Linked DNA regions of Homo sapiens: region 2 is linked to region 1. Evidence: read pairs that join two places in POLR2A ChIA-PET (ENCODE). Cell type or tissue: OCI-LY7. All regions are shown on one strand.

The links. ChIA-PET counts read pairs that join two places held together with the same protein. Peaks named below come from ENCODE experiments on the same cell type or tissue, not always from the same donor. Only the 100,000 strongest peaks of a DNase experiment are listed, where the experiment ranks them.
Region 2: POLR2A ChIA-PET joins it to region 1 with 19 read pairs; 3 of 35 experiments call an interaction of 5 or more read pairs at or near these places.

What each region holds. Positions count from the first base shown.
Region 1 is chr6:125,810,197-125,818,196 of GRCh38, forward strand. It overlaps NCOA7 (nuclear receptor coactivator 7), which reads left to right. Exons shown (of 16, transcript NM_181782.5): 2 at 5,095-5,208. The coding sequence starts at 5,159. The region is part of intron 1 of NCOA7-AS1 (NCOA7 antisense RNA 1); the gene reads right to left. Among named protein-coding and RNA genes, the nearest start is that of NCOA7-AS1, 4.7 kb to the right of the region's middle. RefSeq lists an enhancer at 7,887-8,000. In OCI-LY7, no CTCF peak of the experiment used is centred here; DNase peaks (open chromatin) are centred at 495 and 4,535; H3K4me3 peaks cover 2,805 bases; H3K27ac peaks cover 2,658 bases.
Region 2 is chr6:125,330,610-125,338,609 of GRCh38, forward strand. No RefSeq gene overlaps it. Among named protein-coding and RNA genes, the nearest start is that of HDDC2, 33 kb to the left of the region's middle. In OCI-LY7, no CTCF peak of the experiment used is centred here; no DNase peak of the experiment used is centred here.

The sequences.
Region 1 (8,000 bases):
CAGCTGTGTGACCCACAGCTGTGTGGGTCAGTTTGGTGTAGTTAAGGGGTCTCTGCTGGTTCTGTTCTTTTAAATGGTGCCATGTGTACAAACAAGGAACACTTTTCTGATGATTCAAAAAATACTTTGTCTTCATCACAGCTCTTTTGAGGTAAGGATTTTTATGTGCTATTTTTATTTGAATAATGAACTGGATTTAAGTTTAATTGACTATCCTGATTTAAGATTGCAAAAAAAAATATTTAGATGGAAGATTCATCTTGTGCTTTCTCGTGAAATTCTTTTTGGTCTGCAATACACCATAAATGCAGGAGACTCTTAGAAGTCAGCATTTAGATGAGTCTAGAGTGTATTGAATGAAGGAAAGTCAACATTAAATGAATGAAGGGCTTTTAAGAAGCCCATTATGACCACTTATAATGGAAAATGTAGTTCCCATTAGAGACTGATTTAAGGAGCTCTGGTTCTTCACTGAAGCATGAAGGCTGCAGTGTGGTGTTCTGTGCAAATCATTTTTATAGCATTCTCTACTGAGCTCCTTCTGGTTAATCTGTTGGTGTGTCTAAACCTGTAAGAACTGCATCTATCATGTTTAGGGAATACAAAAATTTCCAGAAACTTAAACCAAAGATTAGCATATTTTTCATTTACCTAATAGGATATTGAAAAATAAAAAAAGCCTTACTGGTTGTAATCAGACACAGCAGCACCAGATGTCAACTATTGGATCATTTAATCTTTTTCTCTTGTGCATATTTTCATTAATATTTTTCTACTTGAACCAAATATTAGTTTCTGGCTCATCTTGCAGTATAAAAATTTTCCAATTAGATTGCTGTAACTTAATTTTTATTCATGACTGGAAATTTAATAGAAATCATTGCTTTTGTAACATGTAGGAGATGAACTTTAAAATAAACCACCTGACCCAGGGCAGGGCAGAGAGCCTAGGATTCTGATCTTTCCTGGAGTCTGAGGGAGGCTGGCATGAGACTCCATCCTCCATCCCTAAGTAATTCTTAATTTGGGAGGAATTTTTGGATTTGTATTGGTCTGCCATATAATTGACGTTATCCCCAGTCCTGGATTAATTTACCTCCTTGCTTAGCTTTTATATGGATTTTCTGCCTACTTATGTGCCAGTTATTTAGGGAAGTATAGTAAAAGTGAAACTTGGTGTTATTTGACTTGAAGGAATTTATGGTTGGGGCGAGGAGACTAATTGAAATGCTGTTGTCACACAGTATATGATTAAGTGCCTTGCAGTAAGTTATAGGTGATATATGAAATAAGCTCTTTAGGGGAGAGGAGCGCACACAAGTGGTCAGGGAAGGCTTTGAAGTAGAATTGGGCCTTGTCAGAAGGAGGAGCCTAGCAAGGTTGCCTCGTGCCTGAGGAAAGAGTGAGGATAAAGGTGCAGAGTTGGGGAGACGCCCAGGGGGTTCAAACCACAGTGTGAAACTGAGCTCATGAGAGTTAGACACTCAGCCGCCATCTTTCCTTTTTCTTCTTTCTCCTTGCACTCGAATTCTTGAATGAGTACTAACTACCCCAACTCATGGTAGCATGGCTTCCACTCCCAATACGTCACTAATGCAGTCCCGTTGGAGGTCCTCAATGACCTCCCTGTCCCAGTGGCTAGGTACATGTGCCTTAACTTGCGAATTCTGTGCTGCAGCATTGGATGTTGTTGACTCCGGACTACTTTTTCTAGCTCATCTCCAAATGCTTTCTGGCTCCAAAGGTTATTGAAAGACACTGGAGTGTATACCAGACTGGATTTAAATTGCTGCCGCACCACAGCTAGTGCTGTTGAATTAAGGAAATTAATTAGTACCTCTCAGCATCAGTTTAATGGAAATAAGGACATCTAAATCATAGTGTGGTTGAAAGATAAAAAGATAACATAGGGATAATATGTTGAAGTAAATGGCTGTTGGTAGGCAGGCATCAAGATTAGTTCCCTTTCCGTACCTGGTAGCCATGCTTTCCTTGCCTGAGTGTGCCTAGCCCCTTTCACTTCTATCCCTTTGCTCTGGCATTCCTACTTTCTGGAATTGAAATCCTAACCACTTTACCCATTGAAATCCTAACCACTCTGAAAGGTTTATCACCTCAAGCAGAATTGAACTTCACATCTTTTGGATTCTTACTTAGTATTATTCATTGGACAGCCCCAAGTTACTACCCTACAGTTTAGTTATCTGCACAGTCATATTTTCCTGACTGGATGGAAAACTCTTTGAGGGTGAAGCCCAAGTCAGGGATGTGAAGATAAACTAGTAAGAGCTGAGACTGTGTACTCCCATGTTTCTGTACAGGGCTGAATGAATAGTTGTCAGGCTTCCAAGGTGATCTCATCATCATATTGTTTTTTCTCCTTTTCTTCCTAACCACAAGCATATGCTGATAATTTCTAATTCCTTTCCTCTAGCCTTCACTGCCCTTCTGTGCTTTCAGTGTAATCAAACGTCTGGTGAATGTCTCCAACTCCACTATCCCATAGCCGTCTCAAAGGCACAATGTCCACAACCGATTTCTTACCTCCTTCTGCTCCCCTGTCCTACATGCAGCCTGCCCTTTTCATGTATATTGTACTAGATCTTCGGTGCCGTAACCCACGCAGTTCCTGAAGCAGAAACTTGGAGGACATCCTTCATTCCTTACTTTCCTTGTTATCTACACTGCATGACTCATCAAATGTCAACTCATCAGTCTCCTAAGTATTTCTTGAGTCCATCCCTCCTCTTTCTATGTCAACTACTGCTGCCTAGTTTTGGGTGCTCCTCCCTCAATTAGTTTGACTGTAATTTCTTTTTAATGAATCTACTTCACCCTGTCCTTAAATCCTCTCACGTCAATCCTCTACCTCTGCCGTCTGATTATGCTACACTCCCTCATGGAGAACCCTCTGGTGGCGCCCTTCCATGTACCTTGGGGATGAGAAAATTAGTTTTATCTCATGGACCAGCTCTGATGGATTTGGTAATGGCTCTGCAAATGCTGCCGCTGGGTTCAGCATGAGCAATTGATGGCCTCTGACAAGGTGCAGTGAAGGGGGTGGGCTGCACATAGCCAGCTAGGATTAAGTCCAAGCTCCTTAGAGCAGCATACAAGGCTTTCCGTGACCCAGATCCTGCCCATGTCTTCATCCTCAGCTCACTTTACCCTGGAACAGAAGGGAACAATTTTGTCTTCTTGCTTTTGTTCAATTGAAACCTGCTTGCTCGTACCCTTTACCTGGGAAATGCAATTTTTTTTTTTTTTTTTTTTAGACGGAGTTTTGCTCTTGTTGCCCAGGCTGGAGTGCAATGGAGTGGTCTCGGCTCACTGCAACCTCCGCCTCCCAGGTTCAAATGATTCTCCTGCCTCAGCCTCCCAAGTGCTGGGATTACAGGCACCTGCCACCACGCCCGGCTAATTTTTGTATTTTTAGAGAGATGGGGTTTCACTATGTTGGCCAGGCTGGTCCCGAACTCCTGACCTCAGGTGATCCACCCACCTCGGCCTCCCAAAGTGCTGGGATTACAGGTGTGAGCCCCTGCGCCTGGCCGGAAATCCATTCTTAACCTACAACCTTAGTGTGTGCTCAGGATACCTGGGGTGGGCCTTGCATAGTGTTAAGTGTTATTTGTTTTTAATTGGCAAATAGAAATTATATATATGTTTTTTTAATGATATTTTGAAAATATACATTAGAAAATGGCTAAATTTAGCTAATTAAGTATTCCTGAGGTCTATTTTTCAGCAGTACATATCACATTGTCTTGAAATCCTAAGTGTCTCTCCTGAAAGACAATATATACTGTTAGAGCAAATATCATGTCTTTATCTTTGACCTCTGGGACTTATCACACTCCCTTTCATGTAGTATGTATTGTGGATTAATTTGTTTATTGAATTGAAATGAATTAGTAAATAATTTTGATTGTGAATACACTTTGCTTTATTTATTTATATTTACTAATTTTTTTTTGAGACAGAGTCTCCCTTTGTTACCCAGGCTGGAGTGCGGTGGTGCCATCTTGGCTCACTGCAACCTCTGCCTCCTGAGTTCAAGCGATTCTCGCGCCTCAACCTCCGGAGTAGCTGGGACTGCAGGCGTGCACCACCATGCCTGTCTAATTTTTGGTATTTTTGGTAGAGATGTGGTTTCACCCTGTTGGCCAGGCCGGTCTCAAACTACCAATCTCAAGTGTTCTGCCTGCCTCGGCCTCCCAAAGTGCTGGGATTACAGGTGTGAGCCACCGCACAGCCTGCTTTTTTTGATTTAAATTTGATAGGTGAACAAACTATTGCTTCAGGGTGAAAGGACAAATTTTAGGAATGTTAGTGCTCTGCAGAAATTTAGACTGGTGAATCACTGAATAAGTAGACAATTGGAAATTTTTGAGCAGGGGAGTGGCATGATAAAAGTGGTATTTGAGGAAGCTTGATCTGGAGACAACCTTTTTTTATATTATAGGCTTAAGCCACTGCTGGCAAGCGTGGGTGAGGGTCGCAGGGGTGGAGAAGAGGGAGACGCAAGGGTTTAAAGCCATGCTGAGGAACAGCTTCCTGTGTCTTTGTACTTTCATTTCCACATTTGCTCAAGTGGGATGTACTTGCTGGCATGTTTCCGAAAATAAAATAGAGTGCTGAAGTTATTTTTATTTTTTTAAAAAAACATTCTTGTAAAACACCTAAGTGAGCCATTTTACATAATTATCTGAGACATATGCCTTATTAATTGCTTGGGAAGAGTGATTATGAGTTCAATTTTTTTTTAAATAATTAGCATCTACATAGTTAGGCTACAATCTTCCAAAGTCAGTGAAGGTTTTTATTTTGGCATGTTTTAAAATAGTTGTTAGTTGTGAGGAAAATACTGCAGTTTGGTTTTCCATCAGGTTTTGCTTTATAGTTTAACATCTCCATTCTGATTGTAGTTTCTCCCATGGACATTTGCATTTCATATTTGACTCATGTGACTGTTTCCTGGTTAAAGTTTATTTTTCATTTGTTTTAGTCCATGTAGTTCTACTCCATTTTATTTTTCACATTGGCCAGTGTAAACTTTTAAGTTTACAGTTGCTTTGTTATCTTTTCTTACAGGGTTACGACTCACTGATTAAAAAGAGGGACTTTTTCAAATACTTTGCACTTTTGATTGTGTATTATGGATACCAAGGAAGAGAAGAAGGAACGGAAACAAAGTTATTTTGCTCGGTAAGCATTCATTTTACAAAATTGTTATCAGTACTTTAAAGAAATATTTGAGGGGACTTTGTCCTCAAGTATTACTTCGCATTTTGTGTTTTGTGCTTGTTCATAAATAGAGCAGGTAACCAGGAGAAGTAAACTATACTTTGCTTCATCCATTTTATTCATATTAGAGGAGTGTAACATTTGGTTCTTCTCTTTCTAGCTTTGACACTTCTCTCAGGCCAGTGTTGCTCAGCGAATCCAGCTGTCATGCTCTGACCTGCAAATTGCTCCAAATCCCATGTTTAGCAACCTACCTTGAATTTTAAATCCTAAGTGCTTTGTTCCTACTGTTCTGTAGCTTAATAGGTTGGACTATAACTGAAAATCTCTGACACATTTAAAGCTTATCACCTTGTGGGGAGTCTATTACTAAGAAATATTTTTGTAGGTAGGTGAAATGGGTGAAATTATATTTTTGAATCAGAGTCATTTTTAAGGCTGGAACTTGTCCAACATAAATAAATTTGTTGATATCTGAATAGAAGTAATGTAGTATATGATTGGTTACCATTTACAGATTTAAATGTCTATGTGGCACTCACTAAACATAATAAAATGAATTATATGCTAAACATTTGTAAAACATTTTGATAAGCCAGAATGTTTTCAGACTCAGAGAACATAGGCTTAAAAACATTATGTTTCTCCTAAATTGAAATACATGTTAAGAACTGAATTTAGCCTCATTCCATCCCCAGTCCCCAGGCTGTGCTCATTAGAGATGCATTTATTATTTTCTAAACATGAGCCTTGGAGCCAAAACCAAAGTTTGTTGTTGATGTTTTTATCTAGTAATTAAGCTAGATTTTAGGTTGATAATGGGAAAAGGACAGAAACAATTTAAGGACCTACTATGTACTGAGTGTTTTACTTATTATTTTAATTGCCTTCAAAATAAATCTATGACATCGGTTAATTTATCTCCATTTTACCAGTGATGCAACTAAGACTCAGAAAATATTTTGTCCATTTCATGCAGCATAAGAGTCAGTATTAAACATAAGGCCATCTCCAAAAGGCATGCTCCAGTTAGGAATAGTAAATCATGAATAAGGTTTTGGGGAAGCACAAGTTAAACTACCAATTGTAGTAAAATATTTTCTGCTATTATGACTACAGAGAGTAACCAGATTAGGGAAGGAAGACATCAGGCATCTAATGGATGAGGCACCAGAAAGATAGGATATTTAGAATAAATAAGATCTCCAAAGTTTTTATTTTGAGATAATTTTAGATTCACATGTAGTTAGTTGTAAGGAGTAATAGATACCCTGTATTCTTTATCCATAGTACAGTATCACAACTAGGAAATTCATATTGATACAATCCACCAGCCTTATTCAGAGCATTCATTGTATGTGTGTTTGTGTGTATTTAGTTCCATGCAGTTATATCACATGTAGATTTCTGTGGTCACCATCAGTCAAGATACAGAACAGTTGCATTAAAAGGATCCCACATGCTACCTTTTTGTATCCCTACTCACTCCTTCCATCTGCCTGCCTCCTCTGACAACCACTATAATTTGTCATTTCAAGAATACTAGGTGAATGGAATCATATAGTATGTAACCTTTGGCATTTAGCTTTTTCTTCCCTTCAGCATTACTCCCTTGACATCCCTCAAAGCTGTTGCATGTATCGATAGTTTGTTCCTTTTTATTGCACAGTAGCATTCCATAGTATGGATGAATCACAGCTTTTTAGTCATTTACCCATTGAAGGGCATTTAGGTTGTTTCCAGTTTGGGCTATTTATGAACAAAGATGCTAGATGCTACAATCATTTATGTACAAGTTTTTGTATGAGCATGAGTTTTCATTTCCCTGAGATAATTGTCTGAGAGTGCAATTGCTGGGTCAAAAGATAAGTGTATTTTTAGTTTTATAAAAAAGTGCAATACTCTTTTCTGGAATGGTTGTAACATTTGACATTCCCATCAGCAAAGTCTGAGTAATCCAGTTTGTCTGCATTGTCATTTGGTGGTGTCAATATTTTTTATTTTTATCTTAGCTATTCTGATAAGTATGTAGTGATATCTCATTATGGTTTTAATTTGTATTTCCTTAATGGTTAGTGAAGTTTAACATTTTCATGTGCTTATTATTAGCCATAGTGTATCTTCTTTAGTGGCATCTCCTTTCCTATCTTTTGCCCATTTTCTAATTGAATTGTTTAGGTTTTTACTGTTGAATTGTACACATTCTAGTCTTTTGTTGGATATGTGATTTGCAAATATTTTCTCCCGGACTGTAGTTTGTCTTTTCATCCAGTTAACAGAGTTGCAGAGCAAAAGGTTTTAATTTTGATGTGGTTCAATTTATCAGTTTCTCCTTTTATGAATTGTGCTTTTGGTCTGAATTCTAAGATCTCTTTGCCTAGCTGTATGTTCTGAAGATTCTCTCCTGTTTTTCTTTTCTGAAAATTTTATAGCATTATGTTTTATATTTAAGTCTGTGATCCATTTTGAATTTATTTGTGGATAAGATATGAGTTTAGGTCAAAATGGTGGTCATGCTTCTCCTCCCCTTCCTCCCCGTCTCCCTTCCTCACCTCCTCCCTTTCTTCCTGCTCCTCTTCCTGCTCCTCTTCCTCCTCTTCTTCCTCCTCCCCCTTCCCGCTTCTCCCCCTTCCTTCTTTCTCCCACCTCCTCCTTCCTCCTCCTCCTTACTTTCTTCTTCTTTCTTTTCTTTCTTCTTCACTTGCCCTACATAGTGATTTTAAGAGCTATAGTGCCTTCTCAGCCTGAATCCA
Region 2 (8,000 bases), 480 kb before region 1:
TTGGGATTAGGTCTCCTTGCTGAGTTCTGCCCATCACAGCTTCATCTTAATTCCTTGTTTTGTCATTTTCTTCACTGAACTGTGAGCACTGTGAAGGCAGGAGTCCCTTTTGTCTTCATGTTCATCATCATGACTCCAGCTTCTAACACAGAGCTTGGTATGTGCTAGGTGCTCAAAAAATGTTTGCTGAAAAAACGAGTGAATAAATGAATGAATGTATGAATGAATAAGCACACTATGTCCCCTTCAAGAGACTTCTTCCAGAGAAATTCTGGTAAAATCTTAACTTTAAGCATGCTTAAACTACTGAGCAAGCAGCTTTTCCGGAGCGATTAATATTTATCTGACATTAAAAACTTTGTAACTCAAATATTTCACTTTTTTTTTTTTCTGGAGACAGTGTCTCACTGTGTTGCCCAGGCTGGAGTGCAGTGGCACAATCATAGTTCACTGCAGCGTTGACCTCCTGGTCTCAAGAGATCCTCTCGCTTTAGCCTCCCAAGTAGCTGGGATTACAGGCACATGTCTGACCATGCCTGGCCAAAAGTTTCACTTTTTACATTAACTACTAAAAACTTTTGGGCAAATACGTGACCCACCAGTAGCCTATGTGGAGGTCCTTATGATATACATTTTAAGCTTTGTTCCTGCTTGTTTTCTGTGTCATTCTTGTTTTTCCTCATTTGTTTGTCTAACTTTATTATATGCTTTCTCATCATTTGTATATCCTTGTAAGCAATTTTTTGCGCATTTAATGTATTTTTTATTTTCTAGTAATTTTATTTTTTGGGAGCTTTTTTATTATACAAAAATTAAAACACATCTGAGTGTGGAGACAATAGTATGAGAAATGCCCATGTGCTGGCCACCCAGTGTTAACAATGATCAACACATGGCTAATCATGTTTCAGCCATCTCCCCATTTCCACTCTCATGCTGATTATTTTGAAACAAAATCTAGACATTATATAAATTATAAATATTTTAGAATGTTTCTCTAAAGATAGGGACTCAAAACTATATAATGACAATATTATTCTCATGCCTAAAAATAAGAAATTTCTTATCAAATATTCAATGTTCACATTTTGCAAATTGCCGTGTGTGTGTGTGTGTGTGTGTGTGTGTGTGTGTGTGTATTTAACAATTTGTTTGATTCAAGGTCCAAATACAGTCTATACATAGAGATTGCTTAATAGGTCTCTCAAGTCTCCTTTGACTTCTTGGTTCCCCCTCCTCCTTTTCTTTCTTCTTTTTTTTTCCTTGCAATTTTCTGTTGACAAATTGGGCCATTTGTACTGTAGAGTGTCCTGCAGTCTTGATTTTGTTGATTTCATCCATGAAATGTTGTTTAGTGTGTGTTTCTATGTTTCTTATATTTTTCATAGATTGATAGTTAAATCTAGAGCTTATTCAGATTTGTTTTATTTTTTAAGCAAGATTACTTCATAGGTATGTCCATGTTATTTAATTTCAGTTCTCCCTCTCTCTCTCTCTTTCTGTCTTAATCTCTCTTTCTATCCACCCCACCCTCCCACTATGCTAGCCACCATTAATAATTATTTCCTAGATCCATTACTTTATTAATGTTGGCATAATTTTCATCTGACTCTAGAATTCCTTTATCATTTCTTAGCTGGAATAGTTCTGTAAAGGAAAACATCCCCTTATTTGGTTAACTAATGTATAATTCATATAGGAAGAGCTTGACTTTTAAATGCTTGACTCTTTCTGTTTATTCATCAGTTTTCAAAATAATAACTGATTACTGAACATGCTCTGAAGTTATCCATCAGTGTTTTTTTATACCTCATATACTTACGAATATACATATATTTGATGTATTACAGATATTATTTTTAGTAATGTTTAGAATGTCCCATCTTTGGTCAGCAGGAGCTTATTTAAGATGTATTTTGGTATCTTTTGACATGACTTTGATTCTGGTATGACAAGGTGTTCCAGGCTTGTCATACTTTTTTGTTACAGATTTGGAATTGGCCATTTCTCCAGGGAGAACAGGTTATTTTCAGTGGGGCACGGTATTTAGAGATCTCAGTTAAAGCTCTGAGAAAGCTTATTGACACTGGTTTAACCTTTTTTTTTTTTTTTTTGAATTTGCAAGTGGGCAAAATTAGGAAAAGTGTATTTTTTTCTTGCAGATATGTATTTGTTAATATTTTTGCAAAATACAGAGAGTAGTGTCTAATGAGTTCAACTTAGATTCTCAAGTACAAAATATCTGCTGATATAGCAACTTTAAAAAGTTTCATTTTATTGTGGTAGGAACACTTACCAGATCTATCCTCTTAATAGATTTCTAAGTGTACAATACAGTATTACTAACTATAGACACTATGTTGCACAGCAGATCTCTAGAAGTTGTTCATCTTGCATAACTGAAACTCTATATCCATTGGTTAGCAACTCCCCATTTCTTCCTCCCCTCGGCCTCTGGCAACCACTGTTCTACTCTCTACGTCTGTGAGTTTGATTATTTTAGATGCCTTATATAAGTGAAGTCATGCAATATTTGTCCTTCTGTGACTTACTTCACTTAGCATAGTGTCTTCCAGGTTTTTCCATGTTGTCACATATTTCAGCATTTCCTTCTTTTTTAATGCTGAATAATATTCCGTTGTATGCATCTACCACACTTTCTTTATCCTTTTATCCATCAGTGGACATTTAGGTTATTTCTACATCCTGGCTATTGTAAATAGTGTTGCAGTAAACATGGTAGTGCAGATATCTCCTTAAGATCCGAACTTCATTTCTTTTGAATATATACCCAGAAGTGAGATTGCTGGATCATATGGTAGTTCTATTCTCAAATTATTGAGGAACCTTCATACTGTTTTCCGTGGTGGCTATTTTGCATTCCCACCAATAGTGTACAGGGTTTCAAAGTTCTCCACATCCTCACCAACACTGTTGTCTTGTGTTTTTTGGATAATAGCCATCCTAACAGGTGTGAGGTGATATCTCATCATGGTTTTGGGTTGCATTTCCTTGATGATTAGTGATATTGAGCATTTTTCCACATACATGTTGGCCATTTGTATGCCTTTGGAAAAATGTCTGTTAGCGTCCTTTGCCCATTTGTAAATTGGATTATTTGATTTTTTTTATTTTTACCAATGAGTTGCAGTAGTACCTTATATATTTAGGGTATTAACCTCTTATCAGATATATGATTTGTAAATATTTTCTTTTATTCTATAGATTGCCTTTTCATTCTGTTGATTGTTTCCTTTGCTCTGCCAAAGCTTTTGATTTCGCTGTAGTCCTGCTTATCTATTTTTGCTTTTTGTTGTCTGTCTGTCCTTTTGGTGTCATATCCAAGAAATCATTGCCAAGACCAATGTCAAGAAACTTTTCCTATGTTTTGTTCTAGTAGTTTTATCATTCCTGGTCTTACATTTAAGTTTTAATCCATTTTGAGTTGATTTTTGTGTGTGGTTTAAGATAAGGATCTAATTTTGTTTTTTTTGTTTTTTTGTTTTTTTTGTTTTTTTGTTTTTGAGACGGAGTCTCGCTGTGTCTCCCAGGTTGGAGTGCAGTGGCGCGATCTCGGCTCACTGCAAGCTCCGCCTCCCAGGTTCATGCCATTCTCCTGCCTCAGCCTCCCAAGTAGCTGGGACTACAGGCGCCCGCCAACACGCCCAGCTAATTTTTTGTGTTTTTAGTAGAAACGGGGTTTCACTGTGTTAGCCAAGATGGTCTCGATCTCCTGACCTCGTGATCCGCCCGTCTCGGCCTCCCAAAGTGCTAGGATTACAGGCGTGAGCCACCACGCCCGGCCTAATTTTGTTATTTTACATGTGGATATTCAGTTTTCCCAGCACCATTTGTTGAAGAGATTATCTTTTCCTTGTTATATATTCTTTGTACTTTCGTCAAAGGCTAGTTGACTATATATACATGGTTTTTTTCTGGGCTATTTGGTTCTATTGATCTACATGTTTGTCTTTATACTAGTACCATACTGATTTAATTACTGTAGCTTTGCAATCTATTTTGAAATCAGAAAGTGTGATGTCTCCAGCTTTGTTCATCTTTTTCAAGATTATGTTGGCTATTCAGGGTCTTTTTGTTTCCATATGAAATTTAGGATTTTTTTTCTATTTCTGTAAAAAATGTAATTTGGATTTTGATTGGGAGCATTTTATTCTTTTGATGGTATTATAAATGAGATTGCTGGGTTAATTTCATTTTTAGATTGTTTTTTGCAACTCTATAGAAATATAATTGATTTTTGTATACTTATTTGTATCATACAACTTTGCTATGCTCATATATTAGTTCTATCATTTTTTAATGGATTCCTTAAGATTTTCTGTATACAAGATTATGTCATCTTCAAATAGAGATAGTTTTATTTTTTCATGTCCAATCAGAATACCTTTTAGTCTACTCACTTGCCTAATTTCCAGGCTGGACCCTCCAGCACAATGTTAAATAGAAGTGGTAAGAGCAGATGTCCTTGCCTTATTTCTTATTTTAGGGGAAAAACTTCAGTCTTTCATCATTAAGTATGGTTAGCTGTGAGTTCTTCATCAATGCCTTTCATCAGGTTGAGGGTGTTCCCTTCTATTTCTAGTTTGTGGAGTCATCTAATTCATAAAGGTATTATTGGTTGTATTTACTTGTTCTTGTATCCCTTCTAGTTTAGTCTTACGTTATGATATTATTTTTATTTTATTTTAAAATCTTTTATAAATTCTGTCGCCTTTTCAAATTTTCATTTTCTTCAGTTATCTCATTTTTTAGTTTTTCTTAATTCTGATTTGTTATTCTTTATTGTCTTCTATTGTGTTTCATCTAAGTGGCTGCTAAATATTATATTACACTTTTTATCTTTTGTAAGTATTCCTTTTGACACATTTTAATTGTTTGCCTAGGTGTTTTGCCTCTCTCTGTCTCAAGTAATATCTTTGTATAAGTTCAACTCTCATGTTTTTTTGGATGTTAATTTTTAAGGAAAATGAGCTTTCCATCATTTCCAGTGGGATGGTAGTTAGGGTAGCTTTTCTAATTTGAGGCCTCTAATGTCCCCTTTTCTGTTGTTTTCATGGAACGTATCGGAACCTTCTCTTTCTTCTGTTCCTTTTGCCGCATCCTGCCCAATTTGGATTCTCCCCTAGCAATTTCTCCTCATTGTGGGATTTTGTCCTGGAAGGGAGCTTTGGTGGAACAAAAGTAACCTAAGCCACTCTCTCAGCTGGCACGGGGCCTCCAGGGAGTGTTCATTGGGTTCTCTTATTCTCAGGGATGCCGATTCCCAGTTGACCTTACTTCTTCCTTCATTGAGGATGACCTTGCATTGGTCTTGCAGCTGTGGGTGCTTCGTCTCCCAGTATCTAGGGGTTTGTAGGGGATATCTTGTCACCTGTTTGCTGCGCACATTGCCCAAGGGATTATGGTTTTGCTATCATACTTGCTCTGCCTGTGCTTTATGAGAGGACTCAAGAATATTTAAAAACCATACATCTCTCACTAGCAGCTACCCAGAATCCTTGAAAAGTGTTTAAAACCCAATGTGATGGAAGGAAGATTATAAAACAAAAGAATAAATAAAACATAAAACTCTCCCTCGGGTACATTATAAGCCTCTGTTATATGTAAGTAATCCATATCTACAGATTTCTCTAATCAAAAGTTGGAAGAAATATAGCTATGCTTTCACAGTTCCTGACAAGCTGCTTGCTTATTAAATAGCTTTAAAGTCAGTGTTTTGATTTTTGCTCCTTTCCATTTCTAGGAAGGACCATGCAAACATTTCAGAAAGATGAGGAATTGATCTGATCTCAAACCACAGAGGCAGCTTTTATTCCTTGTCTGTTTCCTTTACCTCCTTGTCCATCCTCAACGGGGATAGAGAATGGCGCTGTGGAGTCATGCTGTGAATATACTCAGGGGCTACTTAATGCCTCTATTAAAAAATTAATATTTATATCACAAATATAGACATATCTGTGAGTCTTCTATAAGCTTGTCAGTGTTTCTTTGAATTAGTGTATCCCAACTGATTAGTGTGCTTTGGTAATATTGTGAGTGAATATCAAGCAAGAACTACCTCTGGACTCCTACAAACTATTATGCTCACCCTGAAAAAGTGACTAGTGACTATTCTACATGACTATAATAATCATTTTGTATTCACTGCAAGTGATACTTTTCTGTCATTGTTTCACATAAAAAGCTATTCTGAATAATTTCATTCGAATAGTATAGTTTTCCTACTTCTAAATTAGCAGGCAGTTTTTCTCATTGATTTTAATCTATTTTCATCTAACCACATTTCCAATTTACTATGATCTTTTGGGATTCAGAACTTATCCTCAAGGGCAGAAGAACAGTTTTGCTTCCTAGGAAACCAGACTTCTATTTAATCATTCATACTATTGATATAATTATTAAACAACACTGAACCAGAAGTGTTCAACTCTTCTAAACGTAATTATGTATATTTATAATCTAATACTGCACTGTGTTATGAAACCCTTTAATGGAATAGATTGCTTTTGGAATCTGTGTAGATAGCACCATGATAAGCATTCAATTGTTACTGCTTAATACTGTTGAAAAAAAAGAGGAAGCAAGGAAGGAAGGAGGGAAGAAAGGGAGAGATGGAGGGAAGAAGGAATTGTCTGAGGGTGTGTAGATAAGTGCTATGCACTGATATACTGTAGTCCTTGCAAAATGACCTTGGGGGGGAAAATCTGATTTTTAATTCCTTTGTGAGAAGGTGCTCAGTGTAGGTATACAATATTTCACTTAAGCAAACTATTTAAGAATTCTTTATGTTATAGAAACAAATGTAAAACGAGCAAATCTCTCTCCTCTGTTGGGCATAGGCAGGGAGACTGAGAAAACCAGAGTTTTCCAAAGAAAAGCTCAAGTGTTAAATTTTTGCTTTTATACACTATATATTTTTAGATTAAAAATAAGCATTGATGGGCTGTGCACGGTGGCTCACGCCTGTAATCTCAGCACTTTGGGAGGCCAAGGCAGTTGGATCACGAGGTCAAGAGATCGAGACCAGCCTGGCCAACATGGTGAAACCCCGTCTCTACTAAAAATACAAAAATTAGCTGGGCGTGGTGGTGTGTGCCTGTAATCCCAGCTACTCAGGAGGTTGAGGCAGGAGAATCGCTTGAACCCGGGAGGCGGAGGAGGTTGCAGTGAGCTGAGATTTCGCCACTGCACCCCAGCTGGCAACAGAGCGAGACTCTGTCTCAAAAAAAAAAAGCATTGATGGAAATGTTTTATGAAGTGCTTCTTTACACTCACATCATTTACCATTTCCTTCTAAGTGGATTATGCAGATGTTCTTGAAGCCAACACATCATCAGTTTAAAAATATATTCCCTGGATTCTTTTATTTTATAGCTCATCTTTAAAGCTAAATTAAACAGTAATTGTTGTGTCATGTGGAAATCCACTCCTGTCAACAAAAACCAAATCATAAAGTAAGAGTTGTGTTTTCAATGACTTTTGCTTATTAAGATTGTAGAAATATGGTCAAAACCCATTATACAATGTCTTATTATTATATGGATGTGGATATACTGGGGGTCAAAAAAAATTTCATTTAATAAATTGATTTTACAAGTTGGAAAGTTGTGTTTGTTCCTATCCCCAATATGAGCATTATAAAGTTACACTATAAATATATGTAAGTCTGTCTTTAGGCCTCTCAAAATAAAGAACTTAAATATAACCTTGTAAAGTTTAACTTGTTATTAGATCATTTATTGGCCCGTGTCTTGCCACTTGACTTAATCATTGAGCTTTTAGTACTTAATCACTGAGCTTTTTAGCAAATTGTACATTCAGCTGTATGTGCTTTCTTGGCTATGTGTGATGACTCTGCATGTATTTTAGACAATCTTAAGAACTGTGGGTGACCCATGTCTGGGTTTCCAGTGCAACCTGTACATGTCTCTGTCATCACTCTTCTCACAGTGTACTGTAAATGTGATTCCTGGTCTGTC